2 separate regions of the Homo sapiens genome follow, and region 2 is linked to region 1. A link is an interaction called in ENCODE POLR2A ChIA-PET data of the cell type or tissue named here. Cell type or tissue: OCI-LY7. All regions are shown on one strand.

Region 1 (4,000 bases):
CCATAATAATAATAATAAAAATTTCTTCTTATATCAAGATGTCCATCATAGCATTTATCATAGTAAATAATTTTGAATAGACCTTTAGAAATGGAAAAAAGCAAAGCACTATATTGTATCTCTACTCAAACTAAGATTTGACACTGTACTCGGCTCTTTTTATAATTTTTCCCTTAATCCTCACAGTAAAATCAAATGTTTGACACAATGATTGTCTCTTTATGAGTTTTTAGCTAACAAAATGTTTATGGTAAACATGGAATAAAATGAAAAATACTCATGACAGATGCTAAACATGAAAGCAAGTGATTTATGTATCTAGTATGATTATAACCAGGTATATCGAAATCTCTCTGTGAATAAAAAAAATTGAAGTCCATCTGGGGTGAACAGTTGTTATTTATTAAAATTTGCTTTTGCGAGTACTCATGAATCTTGAGACAATAACCACCACCACGATTATAAAACTATCAAACACGATTTTAAGCAAAGAAAGAAATGGGGAAAACCGTGAAAGGAAAATAAATCTCAAGACTCCAGAATCACTAAGCCAAAGGGAAAAGTCAAGCTGGGAACTGCATCAGACAAACCTGCCTCCCATTTTATTCCTAAATAAAATAACTACAAAGAAAAACAATAAAAATAAAAAAGCTACATACCTCCCTCACAATTTGCCCGTAAGGAAATTCCTTGTGAGCCTCAAAGATCTTTACCCTAAAACAGTTCTGTTGAACTTCATCCTGGCCATATTAATTGATACCTTATCTTCACAGGCCCAGGACAGAGGACAGACAGAACTCTTGATCATTGCTCTGCTCACCTGTGACAAATGCATTTCTCATTGCTTCCTCTGACCTATTGTTTATGTAAAAATGCAGATTCACTGAGTCAGACTAAGGCATCAGTGACTATTCCTCTATTCATTCCACCTCACATGTATTCAGTGAAAGGCTGATCGAAGACCCCAAAGAATGAAACCTTTTGTCCCTTATCTACCTCTGACCTGGAATCCCTTACTTCGAGTTGTTCCACCTTTCTGGACCAAACCAATGTACCTCTTATGCATATTGATTGAGGTCTCATCAATGTATAAAATCAAGCTAAAATGTATAAAACCAAGCTGTGCCCTGACCACTTGGGTACATGTCATCATGTACCCAAGACTTCCTGACGCTGTCATAGGCACGTCCTTAGCCTTGGCAGATAAACTTTCTAAATTAATTGAGACCTGTCTCAAATACTTTGGGCTCACAAAACGTAGCTGTCCATCAGGCAGATATCTAAAAGCAAGAAGTGATATTTTACTCAGCTAAAAGCTGCTATTTTGTCGGCGGCCTCAGAGGCCTTCCACAATGAACTCCCTCCCCAACCCTCTGGCCTCATTCCCAGGCCCCTGTCCTCTCCTGGGAACTCCTGGGAATGTCATGTTTGCCCCATTGTCATCTTGTCAGTGAGGCTCCCCTGACTGCCCTCATTAAGACTGCATCTGGCCAGGCGCAGTGGCTCACGCCTGTAATCCCAGCACTTTGGGAGGCCGAGGTGGGTGGATCACCTGAGCTCAGGAGTTCAAGACCAGTCTGGCCAACATGGCGAAACCCTGTCTCTACTAAAAATACAAAAATTACCCAGGTGTGGTGGCACACACCTGTAATCCCAGCTACTCAGGAGGCTGAGACAGGAGAATAGCTTGAACCCACGAGGTGGAGGTTGCAGTGAGCTGAGATGGCACCACTGCACTCCAGACTGGGGCAACAGAGCAAGACCCTGTCTCAAAAAAAAAAAAAAAACAAAAAAAAACCCCACATGCTTCCTCCTTCCTACCATTCTACCTCCAATCCCCATCCCCATATCCTGCCCTCTTGTTTTCTCTCTTTGTAATGCCTGCCACCTCCCAACATAGTATAGAATGAGCTTGTTTACTTAGTCTAGTGTTTAATGTCTGTCTCACTCCACTAGAATGTAATCATCGCAAGGCCAGGAGATGCGTTTGGTCTGTGCTGCATCTCAAGCAGGACAATGGCTGGAACATAGTAGGGTCTCCAAAAATGTTTGTTGAACGTTGCTGATGGCGGCATCCTGGAGTAGGAAAAAGACTGAAGAGTGGAAAAAGAAATCCTGACATGAATTCTGGGCAAAGGCAAGCAGTAGCTGACTTGGAAAATGATTACAGTAGGTTTTGTGCCATTTGAGTTATCAGTATTGCAGATGTTTTTGCACCTGCTCCACCAACAATAATTGGGTTAAGGCTTGCAGCTGGGATATTATACAGCTTGCTTTATCTAGGTTTTGTTTTGCTTGCAAATCAATCAATACTTACAATGATTTTAACAAGGGGAAAGAGCCGTAGTTGTAGACCTTGGAGTGTATTTTTTTTTGTCTAGCTTTAAAAAAAATTGTTAATGTTTTGATACTGTAACTCTTTTTAGTAGTTGTGGCTTTGCAGACCTTGCTGCACTTTGATCTTTTTCTCGTTCCAGCTATAGATGGCAGCACACCACTACCTACGATCCGATCACCAGCCTGGGTTTGTAAGTCAGAGCTGTTGGTCAGGAGATGGCAGCTAATGAGTAATCAGTCCAAACTGAATGGCAAATTAATGTCTTCATTAAGTGAACAAACCAGCTTCCTCCATAAACAAGGTCAGAGTATTTATAACCCAGTGTATTTCATAAAAGCAAAAACGCATCTCCATTTACATAACTTTACTATGGAGCTCATGATTTATCTGCACAAAGCATATGCAAAATCTCACTTGTATACCGTCTTTAATAAGGACCCATGCCATTCTGATGTAATTATTAATAAAGTCACACTTGATAAGCAGCCTTGTTTTTCTTACACAAGGTAAATGAAAAGGTGATTGCTTTAAACAAAAGCCACTCTTATAAGATGATATTGGGTGGCCTGTTCCAAATTGAGTTCTTAGTAATAAAAATGAAGTGTGATCCTTATTGATCAAATATATCTGCCACTTAGGTTCTATGAGAACTTACTTAAAATTTAGAGTTGGTTACACAGGTATAAAGTTTGATATTTACCATATGCTACATGTCACTTCAATTCAGTGAATTGAATGCTTAATTTTGCCATCCTTGTCAGAGAACAATGTAGAAATTTCAGAAACTTTTCACAAAATGACCAGGTGTCAAAGACTCTGAATTTCTGTTTCTAGATCAGTGTCATCCAGTAGAAATATAAAATGAGCCAAATGCAAGTTGCATGTGAAGTTTTAAATTTTCTAGAAACCACATGTTAAAAAGTAAAAAAAGAGGTGAAATTAATTTGAATACTGTACTATATTTTATTTAACCAGATATATCCAAAATATTATTTTTATCAGGTAATCTATATAAAAATTATTGCAATATTGCACATTCATTTTTTTTAATCTGGTGTGTATTTTACACTCACAGCTCATTTCGATTTAGATTAGCCAGATTTTAAGTGCTCAGTAGCCACATGTGGCTAGTTGGCCACATCATGTTCCGCTCGGCTCTAAAGACTTAGTGCCTGTTATGAGGGGAATTGTGTGCCCCCCAAATTCATGTGTTAGAATCCTAACCCCCACTACTTCAGAATGTGACCTTATTTGGAGATAGGGTTGTTACCAAGTAAAAACGAGGTCATTTTAGGGTGGACCTTTAGAGTGGATCCTAATCCAGTATGACTGATGTCCTTCTAAAATGCGGAGACTGGAGACAGGCTCACACACAGGGAGAACTCCATGTGGAGAGGAAGGCAGAGACTGGGTGATGCATCTCCAAGCCAAGGACCATCAAAGATCACCTTCATCCCCAGAAGCTAGGAGGGAGCCATGGAACAGTCTCCCTCACAGCCTCAGAAGGAACCAACCCTGCTGATGTCTTGATTTTGGACATCCAGCCTCCAGAACTGTGAGAGAATACATTTCTGTCGTTTAAGGCACACGGCCTGTGGTGCATTGTTATGGCAGCCCTAGTCAACCACTACAGAACCTTTGGTTGGTGGCTGCCATTGTTCC
Region 2 (4,000 bases), 240 kb before region 1:
AAAGTCCTGGGATTACAGGCATGAGCCACTGTACCCGGCTGATCTTTTAAATAAATGTTATTCGCTGTCTATGAAGTAGTCCTGCAAAAAAAGAAAGTCACATCTGAATCTGACCGAGTTTCTAGATCCAATGGCTAATTTACAGTGGACAGAGAGAACAGAGAAGCATATTAAAAAACATTATGGAGGTGTAACTTTGGGAACTCTATAGTTTCTTTAACAAATAAATTTGCAAAAAAAGAGGGAGGAAGAGTAATTGTAGATTTATAAATATAAAAACTTAGCAGTCCATCATGTGTCCGGACTTTGGATCTTGATTAAAAATTTAAAAATTAATGGAGAAAACAATTGAAAATGTTTGTGATAAAATTGGAGGTTTGAATGCTGTCTGATGATGGGTAATGTTGGGGAATTACTGTGGTGGTGGTTGTTGGTGTGATGGTGCTATTTGGTTCTGTTAATGAAGAGAGTGCTCTTCCTTTTTGGGGTACACACTGGGATATTAACAGATGATGAGAAATTTATGTTTTCCTTAGGATAACATTAAGAAGGTAAAGTAAATCTATCTATACTATAATAACAAGCTTTAAAATTTGGTGCTGTTAGTCCTTCTAGGTTATATTCTTGGGAAAGATATAAATACTAAAATATAAGATAAACATTATTTTCTCATACAGTCAAAAATATTAAAGGAAATTTATTCTTTCTCCAAGAGTCTGCTGTCTAGGTGTTTATAGAAAAGGAACACAGGCCAAGGGTGGTGGCTCATGCCTGTAATCCCAGCACTTTGGGAGGCTGAGGCTGGTGGATCATGAGGTCAGGAGTTCAAGACCAGCCTGGCGAAGGTGGTGAAACCCCATCTCTACTAAAAAATACAAAAATTAGCTGGGCGTGGTGGCAGGCACCTGTAATCCCAGCTACTCAGGAGGCTGAGGCAGGAGAATCGTTTGAACCTGGGAGGCGGAGGTTGAGGTGAGCCGATATCGCGCCACTGTGCTCTAGCCCGGGCAACAGAGTGAGACTCCGTCTCAAAAAAAAAAAAAAAAAAAAAAAAGAACACATGTGTCACATTTAATTAACTTTAAATGGTAAACTCAAATTGTATAAAACCATTTAAGTTTTCATAAATAAAATATTTAGATAAAAGATTAATCCATTTAGATAAATAGATAGCTAAATCAAGTTAAAAAGGCAAAACAGTGGCTACACACACATCACGTTATTCCCATCTGGGGAAACCCTGAGTTAGTCCATGCTTGCTTGTTGGCTATACAAATCAAGGGTCCAAAAACTCTGAGGATCAGGTAAAGTCTGTCCCACAGCCTGTTTTGGTATGACCCAGGAGCTAAGAATGGTTTTAATATTTTAAAATATTTGACAAATATCAAAAGGAGAATAATCTTTGGTGACATTTGGAAATTATATGAAATTCTAATATCAGTGTCTGTACTTTTACTGGAATACAGCTATACACATTTACTTACTGTTTTTGTAAATAAAGTTTTACTGGAGTCATCCATCCATTTGCATATTGTCTATGACTACTTTCAACTTAGAACAGCAGAGATGAGTAATTGTAACAGAAAGTGTATGGCCTGAAAAACCTAAAATATTTATCTCCTGGCCCTCTACAAAAAAAGTTTGTCAACCTAGATGAAAAAACTGAGTCCTGGAGGTATGAAGTCTCTGGTCTAAACTTCCACAGCTTTTGAATGCAGCATCACAATGCAAACCCAGGTCTTCTGAATCTAGGTACCCTTTGGATGTGGTTTTTTCCTATGTTTTTGCCCCCTTGAAAAAATGATTTCTATTTACATAGTGCCTGTTTTATTTCTGGCATTGTTGCACGTACTTGTATTGCTCTTTTAATTGTCATAACAACCTGTAGGACAGGTACTATGATTATCCCCCATTTTATACTTGGGGAATTTGTGGCATATAATTTATTAAGTAATTTAACCAAAGTCCTACATGAGTAAGAGACAGAGCTGGGTTGGAGACCCAGGTGGCCTGACTTAAATGTTGCACATTGCTCTGTCTCCTTCATTAAGGGAACCACAAAGCTAGTGAAAGAGAAACCATTGAGTGGTTCAGTGGTTCTAACCCCTGTCATTCCTCTCTTGAGCTTTGGGGGCACGAATGATATAGGGTTGATCATTCTGCTATCTTAAGCCTGAAGTGAACTTTGATTAGGAAAAGTGGCTCCCAGTTACCCTTAAAATCAAAGGCTGTGACAGTATGTGATCAGAAATCCTTACTCTAGAAACATACAATTTTTCTTTGTCAATTAAAATAAAAAGAAGTTCCTGGGGGAGGTGGTGTCTTGTTTTTGTCGTTGAGCCTTGATCCTTGCTTTGTGGTTTTTCATTGCATTGCCCTACGAGAAGGTTTGAGAAGGAGTAACAACATTACTGCAAGTTAGCACTGCAAGAAGGCTTCCTGGGAAACCTGGGAAACCTTACCTGACATTTCACTGGGGTCAGGAGCGGAGGAAGAGGCTCCTCCAAAGAGCAATGGCACAAGACCAGCTCACAGTATGGAACAGGTCCCGTGGCACTTTCTTACCATGGCCTGCACATGCAGTCTCATGAACCAATTGGAAGAGGTGTTTATTCACTGGTGTTTTCTTCAAACAGATGTATCAGTGCTTCATAGAAAAGCAGGGTTAATACATAACTTTGGGACTTTTGCTTTACTAACTGAGAAATCTGACAAAATTTTTTTATGGGGATGGAGTTGGGAAGAATGAATTGAAGAAAGTGGCAGCAAAAGAAGAGTTACTTCTCCCAGAGGACTCTGCATGTGCCATACGGCACTGTGGGGGGAGCTGTGCCTTGGCTGTCCACTGGATGTTCAGTCAGGATAAGGCCGTCCACTGGATGTTCGATCTGGAGAGGCTGGCAAATTATAGTCTGCAGGCCAAATCCAGGCTGCTCTCTCTTTGTAAATAAAGTGTTTTTGGAACACAGCCATGTGCATTTGTTTCCTGTTTTTGTCAATAAAGTCAGAGCCCATCCATTCCTATACATGTTGTCTATGGCTGCCTTTATGCTACAGAGGCAGAGATGAGTAGTTGTGACAGAGATCCTTAAGAGCTCATAAGTGTAAAATATTTCTTTCTTTCTGTTTTTTTGTTTGTTTGTTTGTTTTTTGAGATGAAGTTTTGCTCTTGTTGCCCAGGCTGGAGTACAATGGTGTGGTCTTGGCTCACTGCAACCTTCACCTCCCGAGTTCAAGTGATTCTCCTGCCTCAGCCTCCTGAGTAGCTGGGATTACAGGCACTCGCCACCACGCCTGGCTAATTTTTGTATTTTTAGTAGAGACGGGGTCTTACCATGTTGGCCAGGCTGGTCTCAAATTCCTGACCTTAGGTGATCCGCCTGCCTCGGCCTCCCAAAATGCTGGAATTACAGATGTGAGCCACCGTGCCTGGCTCACAAGTGTAAAATATTTCTAATATGGCCCTTTAGAGAAAAATTGTGCTGACCTCTGGATATAATGGAAGAGTGATTATTTTGCCGTCATGGAATATTTCTTTGTTGGAGACTACCGGCCGTATATGTCACATAGCAATACAGAGCTGACTTTAAAATGTTGGGGAAAATGTCTTCTCAACTATTCTCTAAATGCTATGAATAGCCATTAAAATTTCTTTTTTAAAATTTCCAGAATGAGGGTCTACCCAGACTACTGAGTCACTATGGCAAAGCCTGGGAATGGGTATTTTTTAAAGGCACCTAGTAATCAGGTACTTTTGAGAAACACTAGCCTGGAACATACCAAGCTACATACGTATTGAGTTGTACTGAGAAATTGATATTGCATAATTGTGACAATAGTCTATGGTAGGAGTGTATTATTGATCATAATTCAGAAGCAAGTCTAGAGCTCAGTATGTGAAAAGCTCCTTGAATATTATTGAAAATAACTTTCCAAATAACTGTAAAAACACATTTGTTGCTGAAAATAATAAAATAAAAATTATACATTATTGCCACCA

What was found. ChIA-PET counts read pairs that join two places held together with the same protein. Peaks named below come from ENCODE experiments on the same cell type or tissue, not always from the same donor. Only the 100,000 strongest peaks of a DNase experiment are listed, where the experiment ranks them.
Region 2: POLR2A ChIA-PET joins it to region 1 with 6 read pairs; 3 of 35 experiments call an interaction of 5 or more read pairs at or near these places.

What each region holds. Positions count from the first base shown.
Region 1 is chr21:29,359,075-29,363,074 of GRCh38, forward strand. It overlaps a transcript of BACH1 not described here. Among named protein-coding and RNA genes, the nearest start is that of BACH1-IT2, 11 kb to the right of the region's middle. In OCI-LY7, CTCF peaks have their summits at 2,444 and 2,643; no DNase peak of the experiment used is centred here.
Region 2 is chr21:29,123,324-29,127,323 of GRCh38, forward strand. It overlaps a transcript of MAP3K7CL not described here. Among named protein-coding and RNA genes, the nearest start is that of MAP3K7CL, 5.3 kb to the right of the region's middle. RefSeq lists a silencer at 2,059-2,108. In OCI-LY7, a CTCF peak has its summit at 2,091; a DNase peak (open chromatin) is centred at 2,068; H3K4me3 peaks cover 1,309 bases; H3K27ac peaks cover 1,001 bases.